7 separate regions of the Homo sapiens genome follow, and regions 2, 3, 4, 5, 6 and 7 are each linked to region 1. Evidence: chromatin contacts called from ENCODE Hi-C or POLR2A ChIA-PET data. All regions are on one chromosome and are shown on one strand. The core of a region is the stretch at or near the end of the contact, and the rest is flanking DNA. Distances in the headings are between cores, read along the strand shown. Region 1 holds the start of ZNF608 (zinc finger protein 608). Region 2 overlaps LINC01170 (long intergenic non-protein coding RNA 1170). Region 3 overlaps LINC01170 (long intergenic non-protein coding RNA 1170). Region 4 overlaps LOC101927421 (a long non-coding RNA gene). Region 5 overlaps LINC01170 (long intergenic non-protein coding RNA 1170). Region 6 overlaps LOC101927421 (a long non-coding RNA gene). Region 7 overlaps LOC101927421 (a long non-coding RNA gene).

Region 1 (3,939 bases), core at 980-3,479:
GGGCACTGGGAACAAAGAAAAGTCCCTTTCAGGTATAGAGGCTGAGAGCTTCTTTTGCTCCACTCCCCCTGTGTGTGTGTTGTGTTTCAGTCCTGATTTAGTGTTGCAGAACAAGCTTGTTGTGTGTGTGCACCAGGGGGATTTTTGTTTTGCTTTTTTTAAATTTTAATTTTTGCTTTTATAAAAAATACACAGGACGGTCTGTGACATTTGATGGTCCATCTTCTTTAATAATAAATTTGTTGAAGAGATTATAATTTCCAAAATAAAGCGGCTGCAACCAAACACATTCAATGCAGTTAGAAGGAAAAGGTCAACTCGATCCAATACAGACCGTAAGTACGGTTGCGTGGTGTGTCTCTATATAGCACTTAGCGGGGACTTCATGCAGGGGAATGTGCGAGTTTTATGCATAGAAATGAGGAACTAGTTACAGGGTTTGGCTTTTGCATTTAGAACAACAACCCAAGAAGGGTGAATTTTATTCAGTGGAGGGTGAAGCATTTGTAACTTCACACAAATTAAGCTTGACTGGGCACTCGGGGTAACTTAGAGGAAATTAGCTTTTGGGCTCTAACCCAAAGGAGAATAAAAGTGACACAGTTGCATATCCTGGTCTGCAGTGTCAATTCTCTAGCTCACCTTACTCCCTCCCTCTTCTGTCCTAGCTGGGCAGACCCCCCTCCCAAAGCGATCCAGGAAAATGGGGGCAAGGGCAGAACAAGCCGATTTCTGTCTCCTGTCAGATCCCAGTGCCCGATAATTTAATATTAAACAAGGGAATAGTCACTCATTACATGTAATGGTTATAATTACCATTCGCCATCTCCTTAAAAAAGCAAGCAACAAAAATACCATTAAGAGAAAAAATAAAAGCCCCACCCAACCCAAACAAACCCACAAATAGTAACAATGGTGTATTTATTACAGGACCAGGCTGGGGAGCAAGCAAAAGGTTTTTCTTTGTTTAATACATGAAGTGGGGGTCCCTAAAATCCAAGTAGCTCGGAGATACCCTTCTCCCTCCCCCAGGCGTCCCCGTCCCTGGCCCCTTGGGAAAGCCGACAAATTGGAGATAAGTTGAGGAAAGGTTTATAAAGTGTTTCTTTAAAACATCTGCTTTGCTCTTGTGCTCATTACATTTCGCTCCTTCCGAACTTCGGAGATCCTAGATCTCCGAGAAATGTTTCACATTCATAACTTGTAGCTTCGCCCACTGCGGGGGGGCGGGGGGAGGAGGTTGGGGGAGTGTGTGCAGGGGGAGGGGAGAGACTTTCAGCTTTTTTTTTTTTAAAGACCAGATCAGTATTTTCTTGATACGCTTGTCACCATTTTTGTTCTCACGACAACCAATTGAGCCCTTGATCCTCACGTGATGTGAAAGGCTTGCACTGTAACAAAATCGCTCCTTTTAGATGGTTGGTTGTTACTAACTCGCCCATCCCCCTCTCCCAGCCCCGACATTTCCAGCAAAGCGACTCTCCACTTCCAATCCATCAACAATTCATTACTGCTTTTAGCTTCCAAACGCCAGCTAATTAAAAATACTAAGCCAAGCTCCGGGGCCATCTGACTAAACACAGGAGGGGCTGGGCGAAGGGAGAGGAGAGAAAAAATAAATAAAAGGGAGACACACCGTTTGCTGCGAGTATAAGAGGGAAAAACTCCCGAAAAGGGTCGCCTTAAAAAAAAAAAAAAAGAAAACAAAAACCTTATTTTGACTCTAATTATCGAATTACCACATGACTGGCTGACCTGAGCGACAGAGGATTCCACTCCCCTCGGGAGCTATACTAGGAACTCAGTTCCTTTTTCTTAAAACAACATAAGACAGGAAAACATCACATCCTTTAGGTTTCGAAGACTGAGCCCATTTTAAACGCCGTTATTTTCCCCACCCCACCGCCCCAAGCCCCCCGCCCCCCGCCCCGAGCGAATGCTGTTATAACTGGTTTATCAGCTCACTGAATCATCTGCTGTCTCCTCCTCCACACCTTTCTTTTTCTCCTCTTGCCCAGTTTCTCATCCCACCCTTTCTTCTCCTCCTCCTCCCTCTACTCCCCCCCTCCTTTTCTCTTAAGTTAGTTCAAGAAATCAAATCTGTCAGGACGGGCGGAAAAATGCCACTTCCCGACTAACAGGCGGAATCCAGCCCAGATTTTCAGTCCTTTCTTCTTATTCTTTCTTCCCTTTCACTAATTTATCCCGATGTTAGCACATTCTGTCTCGTTACTAGCGGACGCCTGTAGGTTTGCTACATGGGATCATTACTGATCACGGTGACTCTGAAGTCTGGAACTGAAGGCGGAATGAGAAGTTGGGAAAACTTTTTTCTCTAAACTCTCTGTTTTTTAAAAAACTATTATTCTCGATGCTTGTTAAGAGGAAAAAAAAACCTTTGGTGCTTCTGTTGTGAATGTGAAACATTATTTTCCAGCTGTACAGTGACACATTTTTTTTAAGGAGAAAAGGACTGATTCGTTTGCCAAAAGGGGGGTGGGGAGGTGGAATAATGTTATCGAGTGATTATTCTGGCTGAGATGTGTTATTTGGTTTCTTCCTTCTTGATCATTTGGTGTTTAAGTAAAATGAGGCACAGGCTTGTTTGCCGAGTGGAGTGGGAAAGGCATTTTGATTTGCTGGCCTAATTAAAAAATGATAAAGGATTAAAAGGTAAGCAATGTCTGTGTGTGTGTATGTGTGTGTGTATGTATATTTATTTATTTTTTTCTTGACAATCAACTGTTAAAAAGGGGCTGATCCCTTTAAAAACCGTTTTAACTGCTCTTTGTCAAACACACTCATTTGCGGTCATTGAGGCCACCTTGGCGCAGATCACTTAAAGTGTATGTCTTAATCAGTTTTCTGTACAGTCAGTAGCACCGTATTTAAGAGAGTGAGCAATTCTCTGACCTAGGAATATGGTAGAATTGTTTAAATGTATTTTTTTCTCAAAAGGCAGGTATTTAACTTTTTATATAACACTGTCTTTTCTAGAGAGAAATGCTCTTAAAAGACATGCATATTTCAAAAAAGAAATTGTAGAAGCTGTTTGGGAAAAGAGGATAGGAGGGAGGTATGTGTGTGTGTTGGGGGCAGTTATTGGTTGTTTTTTCTGTTCCTTACTAGGAACAAAAAACAGATTGCCCAGACAATTTGTAAAAAGAAGTACTGAAACCTAAATTAGAAATAAGGAAAATTTAGCAACATTCTATTCTGAAAACTAGCCTCAGAACTTCCAGGGTCTGGTCTTCTAAATTGCAAGATCTAGGACATGTTTAGGGATGTTTAAAGCTGTGTTCTTCCTTCTTGTCTGAGTGTTCAGGCTGTGTTTCTGGGGTTGAGATATCACATGTGCCAGACTGAAATCCTAAACTTTAAAAAAGAACACAAAAACCTTTCTGGACTTGAATCAGATCCTTAAGATAATTTAATGCTTTTAAAAAGGTGATTATCCTTGTGTTGTTGATAAAGGGATTTTCTTTTTAGCTACCGTAAGATGCTTACTGTCATAGGTTTATTTTTCGGGTTTGGTTATTTTCCTTTAAACCTGATATTGGACTGTGAGGACAATACATGAGCCACCTTACTCTCCATCCTTCCCTGTCCCCTTTACTGATTCCCCAATACTAATCGTTTTTTATTCTGGTAACACCCAGACAAGAAATATTCGACTTTTCCCCCCCCCTTCACAGGAAAAGGTGGACCTGGACTGAGGGTGTAAAATCCCTGGACACATTCGTGGGGCAGGAAAAAGAAGAGGAAGATTAGAAGATTTTTTTTTTCTTTGAGAGAAAGCCCAGCGGAGATAAACGAATGTCCCCTCATCTCCAAAGAAAAGTTCATCGGATTTTTATTCTAGAGAGCTCATCTTCAGGATGTCAGTGAACATTTCTACTGCAGGAAAAGGTGTGGATCCAAATACAGTTGATACTTATG
Region 2 (3,939 bases), core at 873-3,372, 480 kb after region 1:
GTAATGACCACTGTAAATGCTTCTTCTTCACTTCCTTCTGTTTTTTTGCTTATATCCCAGGTAGTGATGGCGGTCATAGTTGTAGGGGCATAGGGAACACTTCCTCTTCACCCTCTGAAGTTTCACCAAAAAATTAACTCACAGAAGGCAGAGTAATTGGAGAAAAGGCATACACATTTATTACCATGCGCATGGAGGAGAACCACAGAGTGATGACCCCAAACCCACGATGGGGTACAGAAGCTTACCTACCATCTTGAGGTTACAGAAAGAATGAAAGCTTGGATGTTGGCAAAACAGGTGGTGGTCAGGAGAGAAGAGGAAACCTGGCTAGCAAAGGTGATCTTGTTACGTAGAGGAAACGTCACAGGTAGAATCCTTCAGAGACCATAGATGGTAAAGTGTTTGTATCAGACCTTTAAAGGTATCACATTTTCAGTTAATCTTTCCGAGATCCAGATAAGGAAAGGCTCAGAGAAAACCCGGCTACATCAATGCAGATTTTCTCTACAGAAGCAACTCTCCCTCACAAAAGACAACTTTGCAAGGCTACTTCTGTTTGCTGGCTCTTGAGGAACAGCCATTCCAAAATAAGTTACAGAAGTGTATTTTGGGGTCGAATATTTTGATTTTCTTCATGGTGATGGTGGTGGTTATTATCAGCAACAGGTTAGCATCTTCATAAGCTCCAAGAAAATCTACTCCAACTGATAGCAGTTAAGTGGTGGCTCCCGCTTGGGCCTTAACTACAATTTTAGAATTGATCCCACTCAACACCCTGTTGTGTTTCATATCTATCCATGTGGAAACAGAGACATAACATAGCTTGGTTCATGTGGGTTATTTTTTCCTGCATATATATATATATATATATATATATATATATATATATATTCCTGCATATATATATATATTTCCTGCATATATATATATATATATATCTATATATATCTTGTCTCCTTACCCTTATTGTAAATTCCTTGAAGATGGCACTCCAAAGAACCTAGTATTGTGCTTGCCCATAGAAAGAAAGAAAGTGCTTTGCTCTTTTGCTTATTTGGGAAGTAGTATCTCCTGTTAATTACTCAGGCTTAGGCTGCATTTTTCACCTGCTGAGATCACCATAGAATTCTGCCTTCATACTCAGGAATATTTAAAACACAATAACTCCTTGAAAAAGGGAAGGAATCATTAGTCACACGGAATTTGCTTACAAGTAATTCCAACTTGCCCAATAAACTAGACTTTTTTTTTTTTTCATAAAGACCATTTGAAGAAATGGCAGCTCTGTTGAACCCACAGCTTCATTTTTTTCTTTTTTAAATCCCACTGTCTAGTCTCCCCGTTTCTTTTACAAGCAGACACTGCCTGGAAGCTACAATTGCTGCGCAATGGTAACAAGGGGTCCTCCACAGGCCACAGAATCTCCAATCAAGAACAGGTGCAGTCACACCCCCTTTGCAAACAAAGATATTTTGTTTGAATGGGCACAACATGGAAGAATGGGATGTATTAATAGCTAAATAGTGTCTTTATTAACAGTAGAACAGCTGGCAGTTCTATATGACAGTGCTCATTCCAATCCATTTTATCCAATTGCAGAACTATAAGCACGCTCCACCAGGGAACTAAGGGGACCACACGCAAGCAATCAGCCATTCAACAGCACTCTAATTGCTGCACAGTTGGAAGTGTGTTCTCCTCAGCCACTGTTATTCTTTTAGGCGGAATTGTTGGTGCACTCGCCTATCTAGAATCAAGTGCTGCTAATACAGATAAGCTGCTTGAAGAAACTTCCTTTGTTTCACAAGGCCTTGTGAGCCGTCCTCCAGGGGGTTGCTCCTTGGTCTTGGTTGATCATAAATCCCTGGTGCTGGGTGCCAGAAGGGAGCAGATGCAGGGAGTCTCAGCATCTCTGTCATCTCCTAGCAAAGTGGTTACCCTAAAGAGGGAAAAATAAACTCCCAACTCATAAAGATCCTGTTAGACCCTGCTTGAGAACCTTTCTTCAGGGCATCCTACTGAGCTGAAGAATAGATTGAGTGAGTCAGTGCAGATGTATAAATGCCTGTGACTGTAGTCCAAGTCCCTGAGCAGTGGGGAAGCTATACTGGGAGGAATCCATGTCAGGGTATAATCAGGTTACACAGGTAAGAGCCAGGAAAGGAGGGAAGGAATTGGAAAGTAAGTAAAAGCATGACTGAGGAAGCAAATTAAAAACAAAACCTGAAATATCTAAGCAGACAAAAAAAATCATTTCTTTAGTGTATTTATCAAAGAAGGACCTGGCTAAACATTATAAAAATTATTTTCAATGTCAAATAAGGGAGGCTAGGTTACTTTCTTATTCTTTTAGACTACTATTTAATTTTCTTTGTGTGTTTGTTTTATTTGCAGTTTATCCAGTTTAAGAAAATACTGTTTGCAGAGCATTGCGTCTCTGCATTTTTACAGGGTAATTCCTGTTTGGTGAGTTTTCAAAGGATCCTTTAGGGAGAATATTAAAAGGCTCTTGGCTATATTTAGCCCAGACAAATATAGGCAGATATGAAATTATAAAATCTTCCTGATATGCAGGGCTTTCTTTGTTCTGTCTGATCATGTGGGGATTAAATAACTCAGAGGAATAAGAGTTATTGTTTAGGATTTGCCAATCAGGCTGCTGATCCATCCATGGCTCACCCATTGTTGGGACTTCTTGTTTTGTCCTTGTTAGCATGTAGCTCCAGGTAATAAAATTATAGGTTACTCTCATTTTTCTACCCCCTTTTTGTTAAATTGCCCCCAAATGGCTTTCAGACAATATTTTGTTTCCATCCCTACTGATGGCACTTTCTGAATAAAGAAGCACATCTTTGGCTGTGGCAATGGATTCAGATGAAATGGAAATCATTGTTGAAAATAAAATAGACCCTAGAGAGCTCAGGACAGTGAAAATCACCCGTTCACAAAGAAAGTCGCTAAAGCTTTAATAAAAGGCAACAAAGACACAGGAGGCCAAGCAACAGACTCCAAAAGGAGGCAAAAGGTCATGTCTTTTATACGAACTCTTTCATGTTTCTTCCACGATGGGTTAAGTTTTCAGAGCAGCATAAATTCTCCATAAGAATCCTTAAATTCTCAGCCCTCCTGCCAAGAAAGTGAAGACGAATATGCATCTGTTTGGAAATCTCCCAAATGCATGTGCAAAATGGGCCAAGCAGCTTTCATTGCCAAATATTCGGAGGAGCCCTGTCACAGCCTCATGCAGAGGACTTCAGTATTAGGGCGAAGGCACCTGCAGACAATGCCGGGAAGAGAGGAGGGGGAAAGGAGGATATTTCTGGTAACAGAATGCCAGGGTCTGGTTAGAGTAGAATAAACAAATGAACAGATTCCTCCCTATTCAATGTGGATATTTAAAGAGACATCCCCGAGTGCATCTATTTTAAAAATTAACATTATCCACATGCAGTACTTTGTTAATCGCTCCTCCCCCTTACTCTGCATTATTTTCTTGCTGTCTGCTGAGTTTATAGTCAGGGAAAAGATGGCATTTCTGGCCCTTATGATTCAGGGTTTCTTAACCAGTTAAATTAGTAGCTTTCATGTCAGGGGACATGTGGAACAGTTCAAAGAAAATTCTGTATCTTCCTCTGCTCAGAGAGACATATTCAAGGTAATATCTGACTCCTGGACCTTTTTTTGAAGCTCATTACTGTGTGTGATCTTGAGTAAGTTACTTCTTTTTGTAGTGAGTAGCTGCCCTTTTTAAAAAATAAAGCTGTGAACTCCTTGAGGGTAGAAGCTGTGACTTCGTTTTCTTGGCTTCCCTGTAACCTAGCACCATGCCTTGCACATAAATACTGTGGAATGCAAGTGGCTTCCATATTTGCCACATCTCTTCTGGGTAATATGAATATTCATCTCAGTGTTTATCATATAGGTATAGAAAAATGT
Region 3 (3,939 bases), core at 1,047-3,546, 460 kb after region 1:
AGCACAACATGTCAGGTGTTATACCAAACAATTTCCTTGTGTTGTCTCATTTAGCCCTTTATAATACTTTATGTAAGGGAAATACTATTTTTTTAATCATTCCTGATTTGCACATGAAGAAATTGAGGCTTGGAAAATGTAGAGCAGCAGAGTAGGGGTCACAAACCTGGGTTGGGGGGACCTCATTCTAGGTCTGCAAGCTTCACCACTGTCCTGTGACACCTCCTGGGCATCTGGTGTGGCTGACTTGTTCTGTACTCTCTTAGGCTAATATGCTCATTATTCTTAAAGGCTTGGCAATAAGAAGGTGCACTTTGTGTGCTTCAACTTGCCTACATTATGTCTGCCTCCTTTCTGCAAGAAGAAATTATCTCTGTTACCTTCAGGGGTTTGTATATTTTATGGTGTGTTTTCATAACTAGCATGTATATATTTGTGTGTTTGTATGTGGGGGGAGGGACAGGTAGGAAGTGCAGAGGGTAGGTATATAGAAAGCCAGAATTTCTCAAACTGAGCTCACTATAAGAATCACCTAGGGTCCTTGTTTAAAATCCTGGATCCCACTTCTGATCTATCAAGTCACAGTCCCTAGGAACAAATCTGCAAATCTGTTAAGAGAGTGCTACAGGTAGATCCTATGATTGTGCTCTAAGGAAAAATATATCAGAGTCTGTTTTCCCAAGAGTTAGTTCTAGGGATATTAAACATTATGTGGCAAAACATTCCCCCTGGCCAAGTGATTTGGGAAAACATAGGTTAAATGGTATTTAACAAGTCTCTTCTAGGAGACTTATATTGAATGCACAGTGAGAATTTCAAGAGAAAACTGTGGTATTCAAATGTTTCCCTAACTGGGCCAAGTGTGGTGGCTCATGCCTGCAATCCCAGCACTTTGGGAGGCCATGGAAGGAGGATCTCTTGAGCCCAGGAGTTTGAGACCAGCCTGGGCAACATAGTAAAACCCTGTCTCTACCAAAAAAAAAAAAAATAGAAAAATTAACCAGGCATGGTGGCATGCACCTGTTGTCCCAGGTACTCGAGAGGCTGAGGCAAGAGGATCACTTGAGTCCCTGTGGGCAGGGGGTATCAAGCCATGATCAGGTCACTGCACTATAGCCTGGGTGACAACATGAGACCTTGTCTCTAAAAAAAATAAAATAAATTTAAAAAATAAAACAGACAAAAAACCCAAATGTTTTGCTAATTACTTTGGCCACGGAGCACTCTCTTCAAGGAACATATCCTGGGTCTAGGGATTTGCAGAACCTACCTTGGGGGATCCAGTTTCAAAAGATGCTTAATGAAAATAAGAATCACCAAGAAAACTTCAACTGCCAGCTTGAATAGTTATGGAATCATTTGGAGGCATAATCACCAGTATCTCTTCCCTAAAGGCATTTAAGGCAATTTCTAGAAAACATTTTATAAGGGAGCAGTGTTCTAGTTATTCAGGTATTAGAGGATGTGGTGAATCTACTTATTTCAGGTAAGCTGGAGAAATGTATTCTCTATCTGATGTGAGATGTTAACAGCATCTCTTTAGAGTGATGTTGGAATGGTCCTCATGAAACAAAAACATGATCCAATTTTTCTTTTTTCTATTTCTGCTGTCATAGTAGCAGCATAGGCTAAGGGAAGAAAAGTGGTTATTTAAAGGCTGTTTTGGCATTGAGAAGGAGTCTGGGATCCTAGGCTGTAAAGGGTTGGAAAGCATATCTCATAAATCAAAGGATGTTAGCCCAAATCCCATTGCTTAAAGGTGAGCCTTCTTCCAAACAAAATCTAAAAGCTTGGAGAAGTCATGATCAGCACAGTTAACACCAAAGCAGCTGATTTCTGGCCTTTGTAAAATGCAGTGTAGTTAAAGCAGGTTTCAGGAAGGAACACATCAAGAACTAACTCTCAAACCTGGCAAAGCTCATTTGTGGACAAGGCCTTGTCAGTGGCTGCCCTGATCTCACTTTCGCTCCTTTGTTCTACTTGTTGCAAGAAGGAACATCTGGCTCAGGGCCTGGAAAGCAGACTACATCCTCCATTGCACCTGCCCCAGGAGGAAAAAGAGAAATGCTTTACTGACAAAAGGTAGGATTTTCAGAGCTGCATTCCTGCCCATTAAAGCAGCTTGTTTGATCCCTTCAAAGCTCAAGATCAAAGGGAGGCTTTTCCGGACCTGCCAACCCATAAAGCTACAGGCAGAGAGAAGGACCTCTTTGTTTTTACAAAGCCAGGTGGACTTGCCATTTCAGTTCCCAGCCAGAGGAGGGGCTGTGGGCAGCTTGTAGGGTTTTCTCACATCTGGCTGGTGCCATTTGGATGCTGGACTTTCCCAGGAAAGCAGGAGCTACTCCAGCAAGATCCTGGCAAGTCAGAACCAGCACTTGGCAAAGAAACATGTAACACCTCCTCTCTCTCTTCGCCTCCACCTGGAGGCCAGATCACCAGCATTCATTTTATTTCCTAATCCCCAAGGCGTAACTACACGTTTCTGGGCCGAGAAAGCTCCCGACACCTTTCCTCCCCCATAATTTACTGAACGCAATCATGAGAAAACAATACTCTAGTTTTAAGTGTACTTAAAAATCGTCACTTTATGTGGTGCTTGCTGGCTTTGAGTATAATGGAATGCATGAACCAGGGAAATGAATTTGGACCCACTTCCCTGAGAAAGTGTGATGAGAGGCTTCTGAGCCCCCTCAGCCTGTCACCACCTCCCTGCCAGTAGCAGAGTCCTCTTGGCCCCAGGCCAGTGCCACATGCTGGCCCTGGCCACGGCTCAAGGAATGACGGGATGTAGTTTTTTTTCTGGTAAAGAGGCAGCCAGATTGTGACTTCCCCTGGCAAGGGCTTCACAGTGCTATAAGAGATTTTTGCTTTAAAAATAATGACAACCTCCTCCCACATACAAACATTTATAAGCATATCTAGCAAAAACCTTCCAGCCATTGGAAGAGGCACAGGATTGTGTAGAAAGTCAACACGAACCTGCATTAACAATGGACCCATCTTAAGCATAGAACCCACAGTAAGAGATACAGATGGAGGAGTTCAAAACAATTATGAAGCTGCAAAGGAGGGGAGAGAGGAGAGAAGCAATACTCCCTTGATAGTGGAAAATAAGGACAGAAACCAGATAAGACAAAGGCCAAGGGAATCGGATAAAGAACACCAATTTCTGTAGGAATAGTTGGCCAGGGTGCAATAGCCCAAGCCTGCTGTTAACTGCAGGAATTCATTGTGCCTTGGGTCAAATTTTTCCCTTAAGAAAGATTTTTCATGAAAGCAAAAATGGGTGGAGTCATGGGACTCTATGCACAGAAGTTTGCTGAATCATGATTTATTTTTTAAGCTATACCTTTTTTCCAGGTTCTGTATATAAGGCCAGTTGAAGGAAGGGGTGAGCTGATCTCAAGGCCAAGGTAGTATCAAAAGGGCCGTGCTGTTTTTTTTAACTCAGAGAATTCTGAATGGATTTATTTGGCAGAGAAAAGAAAGGCTACACTCACCAAGAGGGTTAGCTGAGGTTGGAGACACAGAAGTGGCATCATTCATTAATGTGGAGGGGGGCTGGACCAGGTGCAGTGGCTCATGCCTGTAATCCCAGCACTATGGGAGACAGAGGAGGGCAGATCACCTGAGGTCGGGAGTTCAAGACCAGCCTGACCAACATGGAGAAACCCCATATCTACTAAAAAAAACACAAAATTAGCTGGGCATGGTGGCACATGTCTGTAATCCCAGCTACTTGGGAGGCTGAGGCAGGAGAACCCAGGAGGTGGAGGTTGCGGTGAGCTGAGATCGCACCATTGCTCTCCAGCCTGGGCAACAAGAGTAAAACTCCATCTCAAAAAAAAAAAAAAGAAAAATGTGGAGGGGACAGGTAGGAGCCTGAGTAGTGAACAGGGACACAGCTGTGAGAAGCGAATGGTGGGGAGCCAAGAA
Region 4 (3,939 bases), core at 551-3,050, 450 kb before region 1:
GCACAGCCACCATTGGGCTGCATTCGTTATCTGCTAGATTGAACAAGCTGCCTGCCGGGGACAGATGCTTAGCGCAGTGATTAGAATATAAAGCAGTTGCAAAGGCTGAGGGGATTGGAGTCAGCATCCTTTATCTCAACTTACTACAGGCTTTTCTGGTCAGATAACAAGTCTTCCAAACCGTTCTTTATAGACGAGAAATCATATGTATATCAATGCATGAAGACTCATGCATATTCATTAGCCTGTACCCTGTGTGAATTTTCCATTTAGATGGAGAACTGTAAAAAAAAAAAAAAAAAAAAAAAAAAAGAAGGGGAGGTCTTCAATTCTATGTAAGTTTAGTTCCTTTTATAGCCAAATTTTTATGACAAGGAATAAATGGAGGGAGTAAGTGTTAAATATGTACAATAAAAATGCTTGCCAAATTTACTTCATTATTTTCTGAGATTGAAAAGCCCAATAGTTTTACAAATTTCCAAACAGCTTTCATATTTAAGTTTAAAAAAGAGGAAGATAAGTGAAAACTTTGTATAACCCTAGATTTTCACTTACTCTGTAAGGAAAGAAAACTGAAATTATGTGTGGGTTTTGTTACTTTTTAAATTACAGAGATAGCATATTTCCATCTAGAGGGAAATCTATCATTCTAGCACAAAAGTAATTTTTCACGTCAACTGTGCATAACATCAAATTATAGCAAAAACATAGCTGTATACTTCCTAATTGTGGGAATTTTCATACGGTTTATTTCCAGCCAAACATTTTTCCTCTTCTACTAAAAGAAAATCAAGCAGGCTAAATTGAATTTTTATACATTACAATTTCCTGAAATGTAGTTGTTAATGCCTTCTGATGTGCCTGAAGGCATGAATCTTAAACTACCTTTCTCCCCCCAACCAAAGAACTAGGGAAATGAAAAAGACCCTTTCTGCTACTGGTATTAAATTTCCATCGTATACATTAATCTGCTTTCAGAGTATTCTCCTTCAGTGTATTTTCCATTAAGGGCCTATAATAAAGTCCTTGGTATCTTATGTTTAAAGAGCAATTGATTATAGAGCTGTGTATCCCCAAACTATGCATATTTTCTACAAACCACAGAAAAGCAGGGAGGGGTAGCTGGGATGAAGTAGAGGGGGAGGAGAAGATGGAGGAGGGGTTAGCCACATGCTCACTTTTATTTAACAAATCTGTTAAGAGCTTGGAAATAGTTCTCATTTTATAACACCAAGGTTATACTAAGCAATTTATTTCCAGCTAGGTTTTTTAAATAGAGATTAAATAGAGATTGTACTTCTCATCAATTATTTAATAGGCTTTGAGGTTGTGTGTGTGTAAACGTGTGTGCTTAAGAAGTTTTGGGGATACAGGAGTAAATGAGAAAAAAAAAAGGACAATAGAGTTTATAATTGCTAAACATATGATCCAAAGCTGTGTTTGAAATACCTGCTTAACAAGATAGCAAATGACTTGTCTCTTTTAAAAGGTATTTCTTTCTTTCTTTCTTCATTCTTTAGAACCATTCATCTAGACTATCTTGGAATATTCTCAGCAAGAATCCACTGCCTACTGTATCTTCCCCTGACAATTACTGTTGCTCCTTACCCTTGAAGCTTTGAAAGCCTGTGTAACATTAGCCTATCTAGCCCAGTGAAAATGTCTTTACAGATTAGTGTAATGTTAATACTGCTGGCTCCCCGCTTTTGACCTGAAGTGGAATATATTGCACTGCTGGAGCAGATGGAATCAGTTTCACTGGGCTACAGAGATTGGTTGGCTGCCTGCCAAAAGTTCAGTGCTAGTGGCAGTGGAAGCTCCAGCTCAGAATAGCAGGCTTGAATCTATTCTCTGCTCTTGGAGAGAAAACAAAAGTGTCACATAAGTTTGTGTAGAATCAAAATACGTTGGTTAAGATTGTTCATCTGCAGATGTTGACCCAGCATTTGAAAAGTAATTGAATCTTTTGGTGTAAAATGGAGACATCTTTATTCACTTTTGCTGAAAGACATGAGACAAAAGCCAGAGCAAAGAATAAAAAAAGAAATTATCTGAACTCCATTTAACCTTCCAGTTGAATGCCTATCTCACCATAAGAATACAAATGTGTACTTGTAGAGTGTTTAAAGCCTGTCTCCTATTTTATGACTGCAAATAGATCTTAGTCTAAAATAATAGATCAAATTCATAAATGGGGGAAAAAAGATAAGCTTGTATAGCCGAAGTGAAATAATTATCCAAATAGTTCCAAACCAGAATCTAAAACTGGGGATGTGGGGCGGGGAGATCTATTTCCTAAGTTATCCATACTAGCTTTATTATTGACTGCATCATTCAGATAAATGTTCAAAATCCTTGCTGGATTTGTATGAACAGAAAAAGCATACAAATATTTGAAATCATATCTTCCAAAATAGATTTGCCTGTTGATAGCTGTCCTTTCACCTGGAACACTGGGAACACTGATTAAAACCATTAATAACAGCAGCTGAAAACTATGGTTGTCAGATTTAGCAAAATAAATAAATAAATTATGATGTGTGGGGGACTAGGGGGCTCCAATTTGAATTTCAGATAAACAACTCATGATATTTTAGTATAAGAATGTCTCAAATATTGCATGGAATATGGAGCATGCACAATTTGGAATATACTTATACTAAAATATTATTCATTTTTCATTTGAAAGTTGACTTAATTGGGAATCCTGCATTCTACCCGGCAACACTGAAAGATGTACTCTTTATTTTCTTACTTCCTGAATGTACTAAGACATCCTTTCCTTCACACACACACATGCACACACACACCCTAACTTTCAATTAACACAGAGGGGTTTTTTGTATTTATTCATCAGGTTATCTCTAAGTTTATTTTAATCATATTTTCCTCTCAAGTACTGCCTTTCCACAGCAGTAAAACATATGCTGTTTGCTGCCTAAGTAGATGGGTAATGTAAGCTGTGATGTGGAGAGAATTCTTCTCTTATCCGTTCTCTCTGAGGGTGTAGTTACAGAAACATATATATGTGCTTTTATCTGTGATAAGAGCTACCATCTGCTAGCTGCAATGTGCACAGCTTACCGTCTGAAGTGCTTATACATATTATGAAAACACACAGCTTTTGTGTATGTTGAGAATACATATAGACTCTGTTCTAATAAACCAGAATATTAGCTTTTGAATATGTCAGATCGATGCAAAATATAACCATAATTATGGACAAGAACGATTAGAGCTGGCACGTTGCCATGTGTGTATTTATGCCAGTAGCATCTTTGAGATCTTTTAATATTGCATTATTTGCAACCTCTTCCTATGAGATAGTTATTTTAGAAAAATGGACCCTTTTCAATGAGGAAAGGCTTTTGCTTCATTCAAGGAGCAAAGTTTCATGCCAGGGATACCAAATCCCTGGGATATGGGCTCCATATACGTGAGCAACGGGAGAGACTGAGACCGCGCGACAGAACATATAAATCTGAGTTACTTTGACCTTTAATCCAGGAGAGCACGAAGAGAAATGCACTAGGAAGGTTGGTTTGTAGCTGTCTGGAGACTGATAAGCTGTAATAAAGGTGCACTCAGTTGCAATTCATCTAAAGCTTCCATTGCTATCATCCTCCTTTTTCGATTTTTGTTACCTCGAGTACTTATCTAAATCCCTTTCAATGCCAGCTTGAATGCACTTTGTGTTCTCTCCAACTGTGACTAGGGCTGTCTGTGTGCGTCCGTGTGCTACAGCACACTCTCTTTCCCCTTGTTTGACAAGAACCAATGCCAACACCTAATTAAGGATAAGCCACAGAGCTCTCGGCTTTATCTTTGTCAACTGCTCCATTCCTAGCTTTCTGCCTAGTTGAGTTTTTAATGACATAAGCAACAGTTCAGTTCAGCATTCCTCAGGCCCGTTCCAGATCTCAGTGACTAAATATGGCA
Region 5 (3,939 bases), core at 604-3,103, 400 kb after region 1:
TAGGGATACAGCATCAACAGAATGCAGACTGTCGGAGAATCTATTTACCTGCCCTTTCTTTTTCTTGTTTCTCCCTTCTTGAATTGGAATGCATATAAAATGTTTATTAGAAGGCATACAAAGAAGACAGCAAAACTAAATAAAATGACAATTTATTAGGACACTATAGGACAATGAGGAGTCTCTGAGATGTCATAGCCTCTTCTGACGGTGAACTAGTTTCTATTTAAATCATTTAGTGGAAGAGAATTCCCCAGAATGAGGATCTGACTAAGCCTGACAGGCTCTGGGGCAGGGCTCTTCAGTTGGTGGGTTGTGATGATAACACCAGCTCTGAGTACAGGAGATTTTCATTTGATGAGTGGTCTGAACATCTACTTAGTGGTTATAAAATATTTGCTGCTGAAAGCCACAGAGCATTGATAAACAGATCCTGGACAGCTGAGTTATTGCAATCTACTTAACATGAGGAGAACAAATTGTGAGTCAAATGTTCCTGTTTAATAACCTTACTCAGGGCAGAGAGAGCTGCTCAAGGTTGGCGTTAACTCTGCATGCGCTGCGCCAGCCAGGGTCCCAGAAAGGGCTGTGCAGACGTTGAAGCAATTCAGGTGGGTTTTCCATTAGGACTAAGGTACACAGAGAGGAAATTTAAAAGGGTCCATCTGGTAAAGGAAATAAACAATTTGTAAAATGGCTGTATGGTATTGAATATACTACCAAGACTCCCTCTGTGACTTACATTTCATCTTCCTTAGAATACATGTGTTTGGGCTTATTAAATCTTGTCTTCACCATAATACTGTATTCTTTTACGTTATTGGGGGAAGGGAAGAAATATTTGTCTGTTCTCTATTAGTCATTTGAACCTAGGTCAATTATTTCAGCCCAAGTACTATAAATACTTTCATTGAAAACTGATTCCTTTTCTCTACTTTCAAGATTATGCTTTACTTTAACACATGCAGAAAAGGATGGATTCATCTCATTCATGGGAAACAGATGAGGAATACATTTTCTGTGAATGCTATTTCAAAAAGTAAGTTAATTTTAAATATTTGTTTCTTAGCTGGCTCCTAGACATGCATTTGGGAGCATGTATGGAGGGCACATGTTTGAGGGTGAGTTAAAGTATTTCAACTGGGCAGTGGGAAAATGATTGTTTTTTTTTTGATGCTTATGACTTGAATATTGTTCTAAACATTTGCTTAATCAGGGCTCTAGAGTGAAGTTGTATTTGAACCTTAGCCAAACTGGAGCATCACATTTCTGTGCTACAGCACTTCGTTCACTAGCGCTCTACCCCATGCTCACCTCCGCCTCCCGCAGCAACAGGCACACGCATACACACATGCATGCACACAGTGCACGCTGGACGTGGGCTCTGACTCTTGAAGCCTTTACTCCTAAAGGTCATTTTTTCATTCTTTTCTTGACCCCAAGCCTGGAATTGCTGCTAGAAATCTACCCACAGAATCCAGAGATTTTACAGACATAGAATTAGAAAATAAAGGCATGCCAAACTATGTTTCTAAAAAATGTCCAGAACTGAATTAAGGCCACATAGTAATTTTTTTTTATTGGCATACTACCAATAGCTTCAAATTGGATTTCCCGAGCCAAGAATGTCCTTAAATGAAATGCAGTGTGCTAGGAAGGCTTTTAAGACCTTTTCACCTCAAAGTGCAAACCTCTGAATGGGGCCCAAGAAAGCAAAGTCTAGATTTGGCATGCCACTTAAACCATGATTAGTAGAGAGTATCAGCATACTAGAAATAGCTGTGTTTGTGAACCTCCTGTTCTTCAGCTCTTGACTGCCAGCCAAGCCCCAAATCAATCCCAGAGAATGAAAACTAAGATAATAATGAGAAAATGGACTTTTCATGCCAAAAACTCAGGAAAGCCTCTTATTCTCCATATGTTGACTTTAGAGCACATAACACAGAGAGCAGTGCCCCTGGCCTGCTGGTCCTGTCTTCAAGACAGTTTGCCATGGCACTATAGACATATTCTCCCTACTGTTCAGGTCTCAGTTTCCTTATCAGGAACCTGGGAGCAATTGTGCTAATGTCCTCATGTGGAGCATAACACATTTCTTATACCTATATACTGGTGGATATTTTGGGGAATAACGGTTTTTTTTTTTTAGTAGATATTAAGCCTCACTCCAGCTCTGAGTTAGTATGCGGCAGAATTGATTTTTTTCTTTCCTTTGAAATATGTCCTTGTGCATTACTTGACAAGCTGTTGTGAAATGCTTAGAAAGCTCTCTTTTGTTTTGAGGCTGTACTTGCTTGGGTCTGCATCTGAACTGGGTGGGGATGGACGCACTTAACTTTTCCTTCCTACATAGCTGGGTGGGCGTTTACTGGCTGCTGCTATTTGTTATGAAGAATCAGCCATAAATCAGTACTCATTTTCCATTTTTTTCTTATTGATGAAATTGCTGTAGGAAAATGGCTTGTCTCCCAAGCTCCTGGAGCTCTGCAGGACTGAAAGCTGCGTACAATAAAAGTTGTTTTGACAGAAAACTGACCAAACGTGACAATGGACAGAGGGGAAACACAGAAGGGCGGGGAAGGAGGTGTACTTGCTTGTCTGTTTTGAGCCAAGGAGCTCTCTCTCTTTTTTTCTTTGTTAAATTACTTTTTCATATGAAGGACACAAAGGGAATGGCTCCTACTGGCAGCCAGAAGGCAGAAAACAAACCCTTTGAAATTTCTAATTTGTTTATAGATGGTCCTCCAGGAGCCACTGGAAAATAATTTTGTCTGCCAGAGACAGCGAACAGCTACCCGAGGGTGTTGTGCTGAAAAAAATGACTCTCTAGTTTTGGTCTTTGAATGTCTTATTGTTCAACACTCAGTAGTTGTTCTGAAATCAGTCATCTGATTTCAAATGACTGATTTCAGAGAAAGAAAATGAAAGAAAAATCTCTTCCCTATCCTCTGGCCTGAGTTTCTAGGAAAGGTGCTTAAAAATTTTTTTATTTTGATGTGAGTTTAAACTGTGTGTTGATTAATTTTTGAACGACACAAAGGTTTGTTAATCTTGCTTCCTAACATGTCTTTTTCTCTCTGGGGGAGGATGTTAATTTTCATGGATACTTTCTGGACCAGTCACTTCGCACAGTTCAAAAGATGCTGTCTTCTCTCTGGGATATGCTATCAAGGTGAACTGCTTTTCTTGATAATGCCATAGATTCTACAGACCTCTCACACTGCAAGCCTAACCTGAGAGTATTTCTGAATGTGAGGAAGATGTGGGTTTGGAGGTAATCAGGGGATCTCTGTTGTCTAGCATAGGAGGTTTTCTAGAAGCTTACCCCTCAGTTTTCCTGTTTGCAAAATGTTTTCTTCAATTTATGGTGATGTGGAGGTGCCCTTCACCTGATATAGGTGAGCAGCAATGTTTTCACAAAAACTTAGAACACTAATTTGAGGGGGATTTCTTCTATAATATTTTTATTTTATAGATTAGAGAATTGAGACCCACTGACTTGAAGAAGGAGGCATGGCTGTTGGGGATAGAGTTATGATTACAATTCAGGTCTTGTCTGTTAGCCTGCTGCTGCTTCCACTATTCCTTCCATCCTTGTGGCACTGGGAGAGGTAATTATGTTAATTTTACATGAATCTCTCTGAATTCAAAGATTTAACTCCTCCTTAGAAGCCTAGCAGAGGGCCAGCTATTTGCCTTCTGAAGCTGGAGAATAATCCAATTGGTTCCATCCAACTGTTTGTCACTGCAGCCTATGCCTGCAGTACTCAAAATAGCTAGTTACACAGTTCTGAAGATTGTACAACCAAAACTTTAAAATCTTGGAGTCTACTGAGCTCTCAGTGTCAACTGATCATTCTTCTCTATTTTCTTAATGTGCTCTTGTTTCTCAAGTCTCTAGTGTCCTTTCACTTCGTATCCTACCACCTTCCTTGTCTC
Region 6 (3,939 bases), core at 1,028-3,527, 350 kb before region 1:
TTTCAGAATGGTAAATGAGCATTGGCTTCAACTTAAAGTCAGCAGCTGCATAAACCCTAACAAGAGAGTCACTTGTCCTTTGAGGATTTGAAGCCAGGCATTGCCTTTTCTCTAGCTGTGAAAGTCCTAGATGGCATCTTCTTCCAATAGTAGGCTGTTTCATCTACACTGAAAATCTGACTAGTGTAGCCACCTTCATCAATGATTTTAGCTAGATCTTCTGGATAACTTATTGCTTCACCTTGCATGGTTACTTTCATATGTTATGGAGACAGCTTCTTTATTCAAATTTCATGAACCAACCTCTCCTAGCTTCAGATCTTTTCAAATCTGAATGTTCCTCATCTCTCTCAGCCTTCATAGAATTAAAGAGAGTTAGGGACTTCCTCTGGATTAGGCTTTGGCTTAAGGGAATGTTGTGGCTGGTTTGGTCTTCTATTCAGACCACTCAAAACTTCATATCAGCAATAAGGCTGTTTCACTTTCTTATCATTCATGAGTTCACTGGAGTAGCATTTTGAATTTCCTTAAGAAACTATTCCTTTGCATTCACAGCTTGGCTAACTGGTTTAAGAGGCCCAGCTTTTGGCCTATCTCAGCTTTTGACATGCCTTGGTCACTAAGCTTTATTATTTTTAACTTCTGATTTAAAGTGGGAGGCATGCAACTCTTCCTTTCACTTGGACACTTAGAGGTCATTTTCAGGTTATTAATTGGCCTAGTTTTAATATTATTGTGTCTCAGGGAATAAGGAGGCCCTAAGTAGGAGGGAGATGAGGATCAGTTGGTGAGTGGAGCAGTCAGAAGACACACATTTATTAAGTTTGCCATCTTATATGGGTGTGGTTTGTGGGCCCCATGACAATTACAATAGTAATATCAAAGATTATTGATTATGAATCACCATAACAGATAAAATAATGATGAAAAACTTGAAATATTGCAATAATTATCAATATGTGACATAAAATGAGAAAATGCTGTTGGAAAAATTAGGCCAACAGATTTGATCTATGCAGGGTTGCTACAAACCTTCAAATCTTTGTAAAATCTGAGAAGTGCAATAAAGTACAATAAAACAAAGTATGCATGTATACAAATTGGAAAACATGCAAGTTCTATAAAGAGGCACACACAACACTGCACAAACAGTGTTCTTTGTGTCATTCAGGTGGCAAAGCAAATAGCGGTCGTAGATCCAAAATGTTACAATCTGGCTCCTCCTAATCTGGAATTTATTTTTTAAATGGAATGAGAGCCTTCTTCTTCAAGATGCACACACATTATCATATTTTTCTATTTATACAGCACGATAATTCATGCCTTTTTAATGATAAAAGGAAGAATTAAAGAGAGAAAATATTACACAAGTGTATAGTACACCTTTGGCTATTTAAGCCACATGATTGGAGGGAGAGTGAGTTTGATGTTTCACATCTATTTTATAGCACATGTGGCTGTATTTATGCAAAGCCCATGTACTACATTCTTAGGATGCTTACTTTGTTCTAAGTCACAAATATAATTTTAGGAAATAGATGAAACTGAAAAATAAGTAAGCCAACTGATAAACGTTGTTTCCTTTCCTTCGACACTACTGTAATCATGTTATCCACCGGTTAACGTATTTTTTGACTAATATAGATTCATTTATTGACTTTCAGAAATATTTTGTAATTCAGTTGTAGATAGTTTTTGTTAATTAAGGGTCATAGATCTTAGCCTAGTTAAGACATTAAGATTGGTACTACTCTTCCTTTAAAATGTACCATAACTTGTGCTTCTTCAAAATCGTTGCCAAGCTTAGGTGAACATTTTCTCAGGTGTACATGAGCTTTCTGCTATAGTAAACCTCCCAGCCTAGTGTTTACAGATCTTTTTTCTCATTTTTCAGCTACTTCTGGTTTTCAATCGTTGTCTCCCTCTTTCCTGTGCTAAACTGCAAACTCTGGAAGAGCAAGCAGGCATTATTTCACTTCCACAGTGCATTGAGTACCAAGAACACTGAGGGCACTTATTCTCAAATAGGTATAATGTGGATTCACAAACGTCATACAAAATCATCCTCCTCTAACATTATTATGACAATTCCCTCTAGCTCTAGGTACAATGGAGGGAGAAACAATAATTTATAAAAATAAGTAGAAGAAAGAATTTTCCACCATTCCTGAGGCATTAATAATGTCTTCTAGCATGTGAATGCGTGTCCACGACTCAGTATGTGTCACTTCCTGCTAATTCATTGAGCGGGTCCAGCATTTCAAGTATAAAACAAAAGACACAATTGAACCTTCCAGAGTCTTTGACAGAGTGCCCTACTCCCTTTCTCAGAAGTACCTCAGTACTCCCAAGGCTTCTTGCCATAGCCATGTCTCAAGCAATTGTTTTAAGCTGTTTAATTAATAAAGTCACTTAAAGGAATCATTGTGCTCATGGATACTACTTATTAAACTTAAGATAACCAACTAGATTTAATCCCTGAGTTCAAGGAGAGGTTAACATGCAGCCCTTTAGTCTTCCTAGCTAAAATAAAGACCAAGACGGCAACAGATAGCTAAATCAGGTTTCCCGCTTCCAGGCATCGAAATGCTCACGGAAGAAAAAAAAAAAAAAAAAAAAAAAAGTCATACCATTTAAAAACAATTAACTTCCATACAAAAATAACTCCATACTTCCAAAATGAGAGTTTTATAAATGAATTAACAGGTCTAAACAACAACAGAACAAAAGCCTGATCTGCAAACTAGAGAGTATCATTCAATTTATTCTTTTTTTCATTCACATATACATAAAAGATGCGAGGCTATTAATAAAATAGAAATTAATTTTAAGAGTCTGAAGATTTTAGAAAACATTACTATGTTTCCCTATTAAGTATTGCCTGAACAATTTGTGTTTGCCTTCCTTGAGATCTTTTTTTTTTTTTTTTTTTTTGAGACAGAGTCTCGCTCTGTCTCCCAGGCTGCAGTGCGGTGGCGCCTCTCTGCTCACCGCAAGCTCTGCCTCCCGGGTTCACGCCATTCTCCTGCCTCAGCCTCCCAAGTAGCTGGGACTACAGGCGCCCGCTACCACACCCGGCTAATTTTTTGTATTTTTTAGTAGAGACGGGGTTTCACCATGTTAGCCAGGATGGTCTCAATCTCCTGACCTCGTGATCCGCCCACCTCGGCCTCCCAAAGTGCTGGGATTGCAGGCGTGAGCCACCACGCGCGGCTGAGCTCTTTATTTTTTTTCCTCAACTTTTACTTTAAATTACAGGGTACATGTGCATGATGCGCAGGCTTGCTACATAGGTAAGTGTGTGCCATGGTAGTTTGCTACACAGATCAACCCATCACCCAGGAATTAAGCCCAGCATCCATTCGCTATTCTTCCTGGTGCTCTCCTTCCCCCCTCCCCCACTGACAGGCCCCAGTGTGTATTGTTTCCCCCAGTGTGTCCAGGTGTTGTCATCATTCAGCTCCCTTTTATAAGTGAGGACATATGGTGTTTGGTTTTCTGTTCCTGGGTTAGTTTGCTGAGGAAAAACAGCTTCCAGATCCATCCATGTTCCTGCAAAGGACATGATCTCATTCCTTTTTGTGGCAGCATAGTATTCCATGGTATATATGTACCACATTTTCTTTATTCAGTCTATCTTGATGGGCAATTGGGTTAGTTGATTCCATGTGTTTGTTATTAAACTAAAGAGCTTCTGCACAGCAAAATAAACTATCATCAGAGTGAACAGACATCCTACAGAATGGGAGAAAATTTTTGCAATCTATCCATCTGACAAGGGTTTAATATCCAGAGTCTACAAGAAACTTAAATTTACACACACACAAAAACAAACAACCCCATTAAAAAGTGGGCAAAGGATATGAACACACACGTCTCAAAAGAAGACATTCATGTGGCCAAAAAACATATGAAAAAAAGCTCAACATCACTGATCAT
Region 7 (3,939 bases), core at 1,056-3,555, 300 kb before region 1:
CAGGACAAACTTGTTTCTTCAACAAATAAATTGCAAAGAAAAAAAGAGAGAAATGGAGGGGAAATCTATAGAATAAAAGATATTTAAAAGACATATTTGCTAATCTTATTGTTCAGGTCATGTTTGGATCCAGGATTAGAAAAAAAAAAAAAAAGGTGTAAGAAGGACATGACATTTACAAGAAAATATTTGATTTGATGTTGACGATATTAAGGAATCGTTGCTATTTTGGGGGTGTGATGATTACTTTGTATTTGCATTAAAGCAAAAGAGTCCTTGTCTTTTAGAGATGTATACTAAAATACAGTTGTCCCTTGTTGTCCCTGGAGAATTCATTCCAAGACGCCCACAGATACCAAAATCTACAAATGCTCAAGTTCCTGATATAAAATAGTGTAGTATTTGCATATAACTTACTCACATCCTGCTGCATACATTGAGTCATCTCTTGATGATTTACATTTAATACAATGTAAATGCTATGTAAATAGTTGTATTGTTTAGGGAATGACAAGAAAAAAAATCTGCACACGTTCAGTATAAATGCAACCATCTTTAACAAAAAAAAAAAATGAATCTGCGGTTGGTTGAATCCACAGATGTGGAACTGATGGATATGGAGGGCCAACTATACTTAAAGGTAAAACTACTTGATACCTGGGATATGCTTCAAAATAACAAGGGGCTAAATGCAATGTAGTATCTTGGATTGAATTCTAGAAAAGAGAAAGAATTTTAGTGGTAAAACTGGTGAAATAGGAATAAAGTCTAGATTTAATTAATAGTTTCACATCAATACTAACATATTCATTCTGACAAACGTACCATGGAATCGTAAGATAGGGAGACATAGGTAAAGAGTATGTGAAAATTGTCCTATCTTTGCAACTTTTCCATAAATCTAAAATTATGCCAAAATATGAAATTTATTTTAAAAGCAATGAGAAGAGAGAAGTGGATGCAGGTGTAGATGGGACAGGATTCACCAAGGATGAATGGTTGTTGAAACTGGATGGCGAGTATAGAGGATTACTATACAACTCCACCTACTCTTGAGTGAGTTGTAAATTCTCCATAATAAAGTCACGTAAGTTAAAAACATTATGATATTTTCTATAGACTATTAAGAGCCTACACAGACCTTTGGAAGCCAGTAATTTGACACTTTGCTCTCTGTATCATTTCTGCCATCAGGGCAGTGGTGCCTAAAGAGTAGGGCAAAGGGCAGGAGCAGAAAGAATTGGAAAACAGCGGAGTTAAATATCACCCAGCTACAATCACTCGCTTCTTTTCTTATTAGACCCCAAATTATTTCTTCCTTTATATTTTAAAATCTTTTTTCACCTGTATTTTTATCGCATTTTAGATCTCTTCTAGCACCATGTGCCCATCTAGGCATCACTTGGTGTAAGGTCCCCACTGCAATATAACGAACAACCACAGCGTATTAAGCAAGCTAGAAGCATATTTCCCTACACACAAAATAAGTCTGGAGGTCAGCAGGCCAAGACTGTCAAAGCAGCTTCATGGAGTTTTGGATGACTCAAGCTCCTGCCTGTCCCCTACTCTTAGATTCCTACGATGGCAGCCTGGTCACCACACTTACAAGATAGCTTCTAGAGCACACCCACATTCCAGGCAGCAAGAAGGGAGGTCAATCCACTTCTCTTTAAGAAAATCTCCCAAAAGTCCTACATATTTCTGCTAACCTTTCACTGACTAAAACATACCCACACAGCCACTCCTGGCTGCAAAGTGGAAATGTAGAAAATGGTCTTTTAATTATACTCTGGCTGTCCTCTACAAAAACAGAGTCCTATTACTGAAAAAGGAGAACGAAGTGGATGTTGGGTAGAAAATTAGCAGCCTCTGCCACAATCAGTCGTGGGAAAAATCTGAACATGCAGTGGCAGAGGAGTCCAACCATGACTTATGCCCAAATTAATTATCCGGCTAGTGCAATCAGCAAAGATCTGGAAGTATCTGTCATCCCACATACGCTGCTGGCTGGTTTATGTTGATTGGTTTGACTGAAAGTTAAAAGTAGAAAACTGCCTGTTCGTTCACCCTTCACAGCAAGATATCATCTATCTACATCAGACGCCAATATATGTGCATTTGTGTCAGCATCATGTATAGTACTAGATACGCCTGCTGTGACTATAATGTCCTTTAAACCTAAAATGGAATCATTATAGATTCCTCCTGGCAGCCCTCTTGAGTCTCTGGGAGACCTTCTGGCCTCCTGGCCAGTCTCCAGAGAGATTCCTGTCTGTCTGCCCGGGAGGAGACACATTCTGGGCTGCCTGCCCACATTCTAACCTGCTGCTCACACGGGTAGAGAGCTGTGTCTATTTGGGTCAGTCCTTCCAAATGATTATTCTGTTGCCTTTAGGTAAGTTCACTTGAATGTCCCACACATACCAACTGTGCACACCACATGTTTGAAAGCCAGTTGCCCAGTAAAAGCAATGAAGTATGTTGGAAAAAGCATCTGAAATATGAGACTGAGAACCAAGCTGGAGCTCTTTTTGGTCCTGGCAGTGAAAGCTTAGGAAATTCACTTAGGCTCTCTAAGCCTCAGTTTCCTCATATGCCAAACAGAGATATTGCTACCACCTCTACTTTCCTTGCAAATATATTGCAAAGCTCAGTTACAATGAGATATTACATGTCACAGTGCTATACTTTACACCAAAAAGAGGTTAATATTATTCTTAATCTAGTGAAAATGTGAGTCATTGAAAAAAGAAGAGAAAAACAAGAAACAACAATAATGTAGCTCAAGCTCATTTGACCAGGGTCAACACAAAGAAATATAGTAACTAGTGCCAAATCTGCAGGATATAAAGAATATAGAGAGACAAAAGAATATAAAGAGACAAAAGGATCAGTGAAATTATATCTGCCTCAGAAATGATAGATTCTAAATGACTTCTCTCAGGAAGTAAACTTACAACATTCTTCGAGCCACCATTTCCATTTATTATCAGCCATTCTTCCCATGGAACATCAGTTCAAAGAGGAAACCTATTGTTAAATACTCTGTTCTCCTCCAACTGAAAGGGTGAACTATGTTTTATTTCTTTTAACTAGTCACCTTTAAAATTCAGCAAGATTCCTATCTCAGCAGCAAAGACCCAAAACTCTCACATAAAATTTTACTGCTCAATACCATCAGCTAGGGTCCATTTCCATTCATGAATATAAGCCTTTGGGCACAAGTATGTAAGTAGTTACATAAACATAAATTCATTCAGGGAGATAGGTGACTTCTGTAGGTGTGAATGTACATGTGTATGTAATTCGATATATTGGAGCCTCTAGAAGGTTCATAGTTTTATAGAGACATCAACAAGAAGTAATTTTAAATCCTTTAGTTTTTGTCAAAAGAAGGAGCTTTAGTTTATGCAACATAAAATTAGAATTGCTTTTACTTGCTACCAGTTTAATATCAACATTTTTATCCAGAGTTAGACACAAAGCTAAACTGCTGGGATTTGACATAACAAAACTGCTCTCCATATGTGAACCAAAAGTCACTTGGGATCTATCGGCCAATTAAGACTCTTTGCTCAGATCTAACTTTAGAGGGTGACTTCTGTCAAGAGCTAAGGAAGAACACAATTCATTATGACTGCAGAACTCAGAGAAGTCAAGAAGCAGATTCACTGGACATTTGTAAACTTTTCCTGTGACCCACAGCTAGAGCAAAGTACCTCTTAATTGTGAATAATTTTTCCTGATAAAAGTTTCTCACTCCTTTCTTAAATCTGGAACTTCCCTTTCTTGGAAAGCACCCATACACACATAACAAAAGGAATTCATTCCAGATGTCCAAGAGGCTTTGCATGTCAGGGTCTGGCTTTCCTGGTTGCAAAGGGAAATTTTGGCAGGTGGTCATAATGGTATTTTGTCCCTCTCAAACTTGCTGCCATC

Evidence for each region. Hi-C counts contacts between places; a loop is a spot of excess contacts on that map. ChIA-PET counts read pairs that join two places held with the same protein, here RNA polymerase II (POLR2A). Pooled maps may share reads with other maps.
Region 2: a loop to region 1 is called in a pooled map, with 3 times the contacts of the local background. The contact joins the enhancer-like site here to the promoter of ZNF608 in region 1. A Hi-C loop is called at or near these places in 1 of 50 pooled maps. POLR2A ChIA-PET finds 5 or more read pairs at or near these places in 4 of 52 experiments (A673, HEK293T, Panc1 and 1 more).
Region 3: a map of dorsolateral prefrontal cortex shows a loop between it and region 1 (3-fold over the local background). The contact joins the enhancer-like site here to the promoter of ZNF608 in region 1. A Hi-C loop is called at or near these places in 2 of 168 maps with a recorded cell type or tissue (Caco-2 and dorsolateral prefrontal cortex) and 1 of 50 pooled maps. POLR2A ChIA-PET finds 5 or more read pairs at or near these places in 2 of 52 experiments (IMR-90 and Panc1).
Region 4: a map of heart right ventricle shows a loop between it and region 1 (5-fold over the local background). The contact joins the enhancer-like site here to the promoter of ZNF608 in region 1. A Hi-C loop is called at or near these places in 4 of 168 maps with a recorded cell type or tissue (cardiac septum, heart left ventricle, heart right ventricle and 1 more), 1 of 37 single-sample maps with no recorded cell type and 15 of 50 pooled maps. POLR2A ChIA-PET finds 5 or more read pairs at or near these places in 4 of 52 experiments (HEK293T, OCI-LY7, Panc1 and 1 more).
Region 5: a loop to region 1 is called in a map of heart right ventricle, with 4 times the contacts of the local background. The contact joins the enhancer-like site here to the promoter of ZNF608 in region 1. A Hi-C loop is called at or near these places in 8 of 168 maps with a recorded cell type or tissue (IMR-90, cardiac septum, chondrocyte and 4 more) and 15 of 50 pooled maps.
Region 6: a loop to region 1 is called in a map of endothelial cell of umbilical vein, with 6 times the contacts of the local background. The contact joins the enhancer-like site here to the promoter of ZNF608 in region 1. A Hi-C loop is called at or near these places in 2 of 168 maps with a recorded cell type or tissue (endothelial cell of umbilical vein and mammary epithelial cell) and 1 of 50 pooled maps. POLR2A ChIA-PET finds 5 or more read pairs at or near these places in 5 of 52 experiments (AG04449, HEK293, OCI-LY7 and 2 more).
Region 7: a map of PC-3 shows a loop between it and region 1 (7-fold over the local background). The contact joins the enhancer-like site here to the promoter of ZNF608 in region 1. A Hi-C loop is called at or near these places in 10 of 168 maps with a recorded cell type or tissue (MCF 10A, PC-3, cardiac septum and 7 more) and 13 of 50 pooled maps. POLR2A ChIA-PET finds 5 or more read pairs at or near these places in 2 of 52 experiments (OCI-LY7 and Panc1).

What each region holds. Positions count from the first base shown.
Region 1 is chr5:124,744,929-124,748,867 of GRCh38, reverse strand. It overlaps ZNF608 (zinc finger protein 608), which reads left to right and starts at 2,229. Exons shown (of 10, transcript NM_020747.3): 1 at 2,229-2,673; 2 at 3,696-3,939. The coding sequence starts at 3,879. RefSeq lists a silencer at 1-111 and enhancers at 1-989, 1,117-1,296, 990-1,988, 3,937-3,939.
Region 2 is chr5:124,261,919-124,265,857 of GRCh38, reverse strand. The region is part of intron 4 of LINC01170 (long intergenic non-protein coding RNA 1170); the gene reads left to right. Among named protein-coding and RNA genes, the nearest start is that of LINC01170, 170 kb to the left of the region's middle. RefSeq lists an enhancer at 1,305-2,245. Within about 2 kb of position 2,122, at least 3 of the 41 ENCODE cell types and tissues checked have a DNase peak (open chromatin) inside an H3K27ac peak, as active enhancers do.
Region 3 is chr5:124,288,113-124,292,051 of GRCh38, reverse strand. All of the region lies in intron 4 of LINC01170 (long intergenic non-protein coding RNA 1170), which reads left to right. Among named protein-coding and RNA genes, the nearest start is that of LINC01170, 150 kb to the left of the region's middle. RefSeq lists an enhancer at 1,289-2,252. Within about 2 kb of position 2,296, at least 8 of the 41 ENCODE cell types and tissues checked have a DNase peak (open chromatin) inside an H3K27ac peak, as active enhancers do; they include dorsolateral prefrontal cortex, where a contact is called at or near this core.
Region 4 is chr5:125,196,577-125,200,515 of GRCh38, reverse strand. The region is part of intron 4 of LOC101927421 (a long non-coding RNA gene); the gene reads right to left. Among named protein-coding and RNA genes, the nearest start is that of LINC02240, 290 kb to the left of the region's middle. Within about 2 kb of position 1,800, at least 4 of the 41 ENCODE cell types and tissues checked have a DNase peak (open chromatin) inside an H3K27ac peak, as active enhancers do; they include heart left ventricle and heart right ventricle, where a contact is called at or near this core.
Region 5 is chr5:124,340,130-124,344,068 of GRCh38, reverse strand. All of the region lies in intron 4 of LINC01170 (long intergenic non-protein coding RNA 1170), which reads left to right. Among named protein-coding and RNA genes, the nearest start is that of LINC01170, 96 kb to the left of the region's middle. Within about 2 kb of position 1,853, at least 7 of the 41 ENCODE cell types and tissues checked have a DNase peak (open chromatin) inside an H3K27ac peak, as active enhancers do; they include heart right ventricle, where a contact is called at or near this core.
Region 6 is chr5:125,092,294-125,096,232 of GRCh38, reverse strand. The region is part of intron 2 of LOC101927421 (a long non-coding RNA gene); the gene reads right to left. Among named protein-coding and RNA genes, the nearest start is that of ZNF608, 350 kb to the right of the region's middle. Within about 2 kb of position 2,277, at least 4 of the 41 ENCODE cell types and tissues checked have a DNase peak (open chromatin) inside an H3K27ac peak, as active enhancers do; they include endothelial cell of umbilical vein and mammary epithelial cell, where a contact is called at or near this core.
Region 7 is chr5:125,042,334-125,046,272 of GRCh38, reverse strand. The region is part of intron 2 of LOC101927421 (a long non-coding RNA gene); the gene reads right to left. Among named protein-coding and RNA genes, the nearest start is that of ZNF608, 300 kb to the right of the region's middle. Within about 2 kb of position 2,305, at least 8 of the 41 ENCODE cell types and tissues checked have a DNase peak (open chromatin) inside an H3K27ac peak, as active enhancers do; they include PC-3, Panc1 and endothelial cell of umbilical vein, where a contact is called at or near this core.